Regions from separate parts of the Mus musculus genome. Here region 1 is linked to region 2. Evidence: chromatin contacts called from ENCODE POLR2A ChIA-PET data. All regions are on one chromosome and are shown on one strand. The core of a region is the stretch at or near the end of the contact, and the rest is flanking DNA. Distances in the headings are between cores, read along the strand shown. Region 1 holds the start of Dpysl5 (dihydropyrimidinase-like 5). Region 2 holds the start of Cenpa (centromere protein A).

Region 1 (4,002 bases), core at 1,264-3,763, 45 kb after region 2:
AAGCCTCAGATGGGTTTCTTATTCTCATTTGTTAAGGGTATTTCAAACCTAGTGTATGAGGACTTGCTACACCCATCCCAGTAGCCTTTGGGATCTCTGGGGTCGGGCCCCAAACTGCCTAATCTCCTCTTTCCACCACCTTCATTCATGAATGGTCTTGACTTCCAAGCTTTGGGGAAGTTCTCGACCACCTCCCAGACATCTCTAGGTTCCCCCGTCCACAGCTTGTACTCCTTCATCCTGGACTTAAGGACCAATCAGGTCAACAGCCACCCAGGTGAAACTCAGATCTAGCTCCTCCATCCCACGGCGATGGTTTCAGAACCCGTTTCTTCTGGTTTCCTCTACTTTTATCTGACCTTACAAATGAGCTGAATAGAAAGCCACACCAAACAGACTTTTGTGGCTATTCTTACAGTGTCCGTATGTTTGTTACATCCCTCCCATTGTTCTACAACTTGGAAGAAATTAATAATAGTTACACTTGTGAGTGTGCACTGTGTACGCTCGGCAGTGGGCTGTGAGTTTTATACGGATTTCCTCCTGAAATGCATGGTGATTGTGGGAGGGGTGTGAAGAAGCAAAGACTCAGGATGGGCTTTGCCAAAGTCAAGAAGCTGTCATGTGTCAGGAACAAGGATTCCAATCCACATATAGGGGACTCTAAGTTCTAAATTTCTTTTTAAACTCTAAAAATCAAGTACTGAGGGTACGTGAAACCTCAGGCTTGGGTAGGATCTTTATCAGTGTTGAATGCTAACTAGCAAGCAGTCGGGGGTGGGGTGTGGGGGGGGAGAGGGGGCGGGGGTAGGTAGGCTGGAGATTAGGAACGCAACTGAAAACTGCAGAAAACGATTCTGGCCACTAGAGGGCTCCCTCCACCTTAGGCAAAAGTTCATCAGAGGCCCTCGTTGCTCGGAGCTAGCTGGGTGTTCCAGAGGGGCGCAATGCATTTTGCAAAAATTTCCCTGGACAGTTTGGGGAGACTAGACAGGGCCTTCAACTGGAGCAATTTACACACACACACACCCTTCACTGGTATTAGGAGTGTTTTGAGGATGGCCATCTAAGCTTGTCTGGAGGTTCTTTGCACAAGCTTACTACCAGAAAAAAAAAAAAAAAAAATCCACTCTTAGAGTGGAATTGGAGACCAGCCAAGCGGTGGTGGCACACGCCTTTAATCTCAGCCCTTAGGAGGCAGAGGCAGGCGGATTTCTGAGTTCGAGGCCAGCCTGGACTACAGAGTGAGTTCCAGAGCTACACAGAGAAACCCTGTCTCGAAAAGCCAAAAAAAAAAAAAAAAAAAAAAAAAAAAAAAAAAAAAAAAAAGAATTGGAGACCAAATGTAGTAACCCCGCACCCCCTAGGGGCACGCCTGTGTGGCCCTAAACGCATCCAGGAGTGGATCACAGAGCACATGACCCAGTGGGACCCACATTTGGAGGACTGGAGCTTAACGTGCAGGCTGTACATTTTGTTAAAATTCAGAGGATCCTGCTCCCTCCACCCGAAGTTATAAAGTACGATTTTCTTTGAAAATAGCCTTAGAGAAAAGCACTTCAGGAAAGCAGCCAAGGGACTCACACCCCCGTCTCCACCCCCGGAACTGAGGGAAGCCCTGGAAAGAACCAACTTCTTCAACAGCAGTTGTAGATCCCCAGGAATCCAGGGGCGGGGGCAGTATTAATGCTGCATTTCCACACGGGTTTGCAACACCATTGGGGTGACATCAAGTGAAGAGATTCAAGTTCTGAAGCTATATTTAAGCTGTCACAATAATGACAGACTAACACGGAGCTCAGGGAAAGGCCTGAGCCATAAATTAGTTAAGGAAAAAGAACTGTCTCGCTCCATTTACAGGATCGTTTGTGGTTAAGTCAACTGTGTACTAAAATGGTGAAACTGGACAAGGTGTGGCGGTGAACATCTGTAATCCCACTATTCGGAAGGCAGAGGCAGGAGGTTCAATTCAAATTCTAGGCTAGCAGGGGGCTACCTAATAAAACCGTCAAAACAACAGCAACCCGGAAATAAAGATGGTGGTGCTGATGTGAAATGAGTTTAAAACACACACACACACACACACACACACACACACACACACACTTTCTTTTAAAGGAGATGTCAAAAATAGGATAGGACCTGGGCGCTGGACATCGACGTCCAAGCGCTGCTCTGGAAAAGACGGTGGCTTCAATACCTCAAGAGAAAGAAGGTGCGAAGTGAGGCGCCCAGAGTGGCCGTTCCCTTGGTCTATGAGAACAGTGTTCCTGTACTGACCACCTCGCCCTCTACAGTCTGCAATCCCATCAGTCTCAGACTCGGTAGGACGCTAATCCGATGGCGCAACTGGGAACCCGCAGCCTCGGAGAGACCCCGCCACCGCATTGTTTCAGCCCCTCGGGTGGGGTCTTGCAGGAGGAGGGGAGGCGATGTGTCCTCCGGAGACGCCCTATACCCTCCCAGGGGACTCGAGCCATACCGCCCCAGCGCCTGGGCTTTGTGAAGTGTCGCTAGTTACCATGGGACCAGAAAGGAACGCTGAGAATGGCGCTTAGATGGCTGGGGGTTGTCGAGGTCCTGGGGCCATGCCCTCTGTCCCTTCTCGGACCCGGGGCCTGCAAAAGGGACTGTCGGGATTTGTAGTCCCAAAGGCGGCGGCAACGCGGAGGACGCGGGGCGCTACTGGTCCCGCCTCCGCCTAACCTGCTAGCTCGAGGTGGCGAGCACTTGGGGCGGAGCCCTCGGATCCGTGATTGGCCCAGGCGGCTCCCCGCCCCCACCCTCGTCCCCACCCCCGCTCGCCACTCGGGACTCCGCTCCAGGCGCGCAAGGCAGCCACCGAGAGAGCGCGCTAGCAGCCGCTCCCGCCCCGTGCAACCGCAGCTACCGCGCCGCGGCGAGACCCAGAGACCGACCGACGGACCCGCACAATCGCATCATCCTGGAGCAGTGGGTGATGGCAAGGGGAGGGTGGTGGGCTTGATCTTTCCGGGCTGCAACATCCACCCCTCTTTCAGTTTCTCCCTGAGGCTCACAAAAGGGAGGGAATTGGGTTGCGCCTAGGCTCCTCCAGCCGATGAAAGAGATGTTGAGGATTCAGGCAGATCCGGACTAAGGTGGGGCGCAAGTCTGGGTCTTTGTAGTCCCACAGAACTCGGCTTGGTGACTTGCGACGCCTAAGGCATTAATGTGTGCTGGAAAGATTTACAAATAGCTAGAATAAGGAGGCAGCTAAGTTGAAGGGATTCACGCCTAGCACCCAGTAGTCGCGCAGCCGTAGCTGGTCGACGTGCAGTAAATGGCTAAAAGGTGGGGTGTAGGGGAGTGTTTCTGTGGTGGCCGGACCTGTCCTCTTGTACGTCCCTGGATCGCCGCGGTCCCTAGTTCCCACCAACTGCGCCTCTGGTCTGATATCTGCCTAACGTGGTCCTAACCCCATCGTTTGTATCCTCTGTTCCCTGAGCAGAGCAGAGGCCCTAGAGGCACCTGCCGAAACCACAAAGGCCTCTTGCATCTGCCCAGCCCCTGGCGGCGCGGCGCTAGGTCCCTCCGCTGGAGCCATGTCGCCTAGTCTGCCACGCAGCATCTATCTTGGTGGGTGAGGGATATCGATGCCCCGGGCCTGGGGAGATGGCTGGAACAAACGGGCGTGGAGGCCTGGATTTGAGCAGAAAGGGGGAGATGGGTGGGGACAGGTGATCGAATCTGGAGGAGGAGGCTGTGGTTTGGGAAGGGCTGACAATTGGGTGGGAGGCGGGTCTGAAGCTTCGCGCAGGTGGCGCGAGGCGAGGCTGCTCTGAAGAATGAAGAGGGGCGGGGAGATGAAGGGAGGGTGGAGACCTCCCGGGTTTGGGGAGAGTAGACAGGCATGGGAAGGCGACTGAGGCTGTACAGGGGATGGGTCTTCCTCATGAAGGGGGTGGGGGGCTCTCCATCGGGGTAGGGCAGGCAGCTGAGGAGGGAAGAGTCTTCGCCTGAAGACTCCAGCTTTAGGCCAGT
Region 2 (4,152 bases), core at 1,619-4,118:
ACCATGTTAGTACCAAATCAGCCAAGCACATCCTAAGCCAGAATGATCTTCCTGTCTGACTCTAGAGTAGCCAGGGCCTCAGATGTGTGCACTTGCGCCATCTCACTCTTCAGTAAAGAGAAAATGAAAGCTCCACAAGAAGCAATGGTGTGGTAACAGAGGGTAGAGGCCATTGCTAAGTACCGGGTTCAAATCCCAACTCACCTGCTCATTCCTATGACAAAACAAAAACAAACAAAAAAACTGGGTTAGACCAAGGTCAGGGTCAGGGTTAGACAGGGTCAGGGTCAGGGTTAGGGTTAGGGTTTGACCCAGACCCTGGTCTAACCCTAATCCTGACCCTGACCCTGATTAGAGTCTCTTGTCTGACATGCTGGCACAACTAATTTCTCCCCTTTCTCCTATGCTGAACTTCCCTGTTGGTTCTGAGGGTTTCTTTTCTTTCTTTCTTTCTTTTCTTTTCTTTTTTTTTTTTTTTTGGTTGTTTGTTTTTTGAGACAGGGTTTCTCTGTGTAGCCCTGGCTGTCCTGGAACTCACTCTCTAGACCAGGCTGGCCTCGAACTCAGAAATCTGCCTGCCTTTGCCTCCCGAGTGCTAAGATTAAAGGCGTGCGCCACCATGCCCGGCTGCTGAGGGTTTCTATGATCTACATGTTACAACTCTTGTTCCAGTCAACTCGTCCATAGCTCAGAGACATCTAGTGTTCAACGTGACTTCTTCAGCCCAATATGTTTTCATTCGATGTATTTTTAAAAAATTAGTAGTTTAATATACGGCATGTGGGACCGTGTTACCAGACAGACATAAGAACTAGAATGGTTGAGTGAGCTCAGATCCCAGGAATCTGAGAGATCTCAGGCTGGTAGAAGTGGAGCCATGCCTACCTGCTCTGGAACACATAACCATGATACTCCACTGAAGACCTCAGGCACTGAGTCACCCAGCACAACATCTATAGTTCTTCTCCATGCTAATGAGATATCTAGATAGCCCTGAGCCTTCAGCCAATGAGCGCCCCTTCCTAGATATTCCTTCCCACAAGAGGTATATAATCCCTGGTTCACCCCAAATAAAGTATATGCATTCACATCCATCATTAAATAAAGCAATAGGAGCAAGCAAAGATTGTCTCAGAAAGTTGTTTCATTCAGAAACGAGGTGAAGAAGGCCTTTGACTAAAGAGCTGCGCCTAAGACCCCTGAGCAAGGTCTTCTCCTCTCCAGTTCTTCCAGCACGCTCTGCCCTCACTCCCAGTCAGACCAGGTTTCACTCATCCTGGGCTCTGCCTCGACCTCTCCACCTGGCATGCCCAGATGTTGGAGGGGGGTAAAATCTTGGACCCCCATTCCTGACTCCTGGCAGTACACCAGTGACAGCCAGGTACCCAAAGAAGAAACCACAAATCACAGCATCTGGCCCAGACTTCCACTGTTTCCCCTTCCGGCCTGGTGAAGGAAGATACAAGCTGTGGATCTTCATTTCGGATTTTGCCCTGCGTTCTTCCGGTGCCCCACCCCCACTTGCAGTACAACAGTCCGATTGGTTCAAAAGCCAAAATATGCAAAACTACGTACGTTAATAAGCACTACCCTCCTCTTATGCCTTAACCCACACACCATTACAGTTATATAGGTAGTATCATCAGTTTCTTATGAATCGTAGAGTCTGTCCTCAATCTAGCTTTCTCCTTCTAGTTTACTAAAGGGCTATCTGTCTAGAGCAGACTTCATACACGGATATTATCTGACTAATTAACAGTTGCTGAGGATCCTGATGTCTTCATATATATATATATGGACTTCTGGATCATATAGTAATTCTATGTTTAAATTTCATGTCTGTTGGTAAAATACTGGAGATTGAACGAGTTGGTTGTTGGTCTTTTGTTTATTTGAGACAAAAATAAAATAAAATAAATAAGATAAAATCTTGCTCATAGCTCTGACTAGTCTGGAACTCACTATGTAGGTCTACTGGCCCTGTCCTTATAACAAACCTGCTTTTACTTCCCAAGTGCTGGGATTAAAGGAATACACAGATGAAGTCAGAGCACCTGTGGCCCAACCTCTGAACACTGCTGCACAGAGGACACCAAACTTTTGGAGGACATTTCAGATTCGAACCATGACACATTTCCATAGCAGCTGTGCCATTTTACACCACCCACCCCAATGTTCCACCAGGCTTCTATGAAACCACTGATTATATAAGTATTTTCCTGATTAGAGTACACGTTCATGATAGATCATTTAGAAAACTCAAAAAAGCAAAATGACGAAATTCTCTTTATTCTAATTACGGAGCCATGACCTGAATTCATATTACTCCCGGGAGAAAAGGAAAAGCCGGTTTTTTTCTCAGGCAATTCTGTCATTGTGTTTGATAGCATGGTCCAATAATAGTGCTGGCGCCTGCCCTGCCTGGACCTTGTCCTCAGATTCCTCCGTCCTGGCTGTCCCCACGACCCTATCTTCTGAAAAGGTCATGCAGTTAACCAGGCTTCTGAATCATATTTGCTGGTTGCTTTCAGGAGTGTCACGGGTGCTGTGTGGAGCTGTCACATTCTTGGGCATCTGTTTCCGTATTTTTAAAGCCACCTCAACGTTTGATAGAAAAGCATAAAACTTTTGAGGAAGTGAGCTCTACAAACCCACCACCCACGTAAGAACTGAGCCGTCCTGCCCAGAGGGCATCTGAAAAAGAGATCAACAGGAAAAGGGTGGGGAAATCCTGCCTTCCTTCCCGTCTTCAAGTACCCATTGGCTTCAGACCTTTATTCTCATTGGTTTATCTGGATGTCGCTCCACGCTGGCTTTCCAGAACCAGCCACTGAGAGTCACAAAGTTGGGATTTAAAAGATGCGGTGGGAGGGGCGGGTGATTTTTTGAACTGCTGGCGACCGAGTTCTGGCGGTCCTGACGCGCACCTTGGGCTTGCTCGCGTTCGGTTTCGGCAGCAGGACCAAGAAGGCTTAGGGAAGGCGGCGGGACCCGGCCCCTCGAGGCCAGCCATGGGCCCGCGTCGCAAACCGCAGACCCCAAGGAGGAGACCCTCCAGCCCGGCGCCTGGACCCTCGCGACAGAGCTCCAGTGTAGGTAAGCGAGCCTGCCCTGCACCTCCGAGGCCGGTGCGGTCATCCTGTGGGGCCGGGCCTGTAGAGGGACGGTTCCTGGTCACGGCTTGCCGCTAACCTCGCGTAGGGGTAATGGTTTTTTTGTTTATTTGTTTGTTTGTTTGCTTGTTTGTTCCTGACCGGTTTACAGCAGGGAGAAAAACGAAATGCAGACAAGACAAGGAGTTGGAGCAAAGACAAACTCATTCTGACGGACACGGGGTCTTTTTTTGCATTTATTTACTTTGCATGTATTTTGCATTTATTTTGTGTTCGTGCTCTGGCGACGGCCAGAAGAGAGCGTCGGAACCCCGGGGCCGGAGTTACAGTTGTGAGCTGCCCTTTTTTTTAGAGTGCTAGGAAGAGAACTCGGCCCCCCTGGAAGAGCAGCCTGGGCTATTAACAGCTGAACCAGCTTTCTAACTCCTACTCTTTATTATTTATTTGCAGCACTAGAGATGGAACCCAGGACTCCGTGTATGTTAGGCAAGGGTTCTACTACAGAACTATATCCCCAACCCTCTCCCCGACCCTTTTTTTTTTAAGACGGGAACTCGGTATGTATCGGTGTGTAGCCTTGGCTTGCTGACCTGAAACGTGCTATGTAGACTAGGCTAGCCTAGAGCTCACAGATCTCTGCCTGTGTTGGGGATGGTTGTATGCAGTGTGTATTCAGGAACTATTTCTGAGATCTGGTTACAATCCAGACACTGCCTCAATGTGATGTAAAAACTGTTTTCCATCACCTCTGATTGGTTAATGAGCTGATCAACCAATTGGCTGGGCAGAAGAAAGAAGAGTGGGACTTCTGTTCCCAATCAGAGGGTCCTGAAGAGACCAGGTGAGAAGAAGAGATGGAGAGACCATGTGGGTGAAGAAGGATTACTCATGAGGTCTGGATAAGAGAGCAGCCATGAGGACCCACATGGACCAGAGAGAGCCAGGGCAAGATCAGATGGCAAATAATGGGTCATATAGCCTGGTAACAGCAGCCTAGCCGGGTTAGAATATCTCAGAACCGCCGGGCGCGGTGGCGCAC

The links. ChIA-PET counts read pairs that join two places held with the same protein, here RNA polymerase II (POLR2A).
Region 1: POLR2A ChIA-PET joins it to region 2 with 21 read pairs in embryonic stem cell. The contact joins the promoter of Dpysl5 here to the promoter of Cenpa in region 2. POLR2A ChIA-PET finds 5 or more read pairs at or near these places in 2 of 5 experiments (Patski and embryonic stem cell).

The regions. Positions count from the first base shown.
Region 1 is chr5:30,709,051-30,713,052 of GRCm38, forward strand. Dpysl5 (dihydropyrimidinase-like 5) reads left to right here and starts at 2,514. Exons shown (of 13, transcript NM_001356948.1): 1 at 2,514-2,952.
Region 2 is chr5:30,664,018-30,668,169 of GRCm38, forward strand. It overlaps Cenpa (centromere protein A), which reads left to right and starts at 2,869. Exons shown (of 5, transcript NM_007681.3): 1 at 2,869-3,096. The coding sequence starts at 3,012.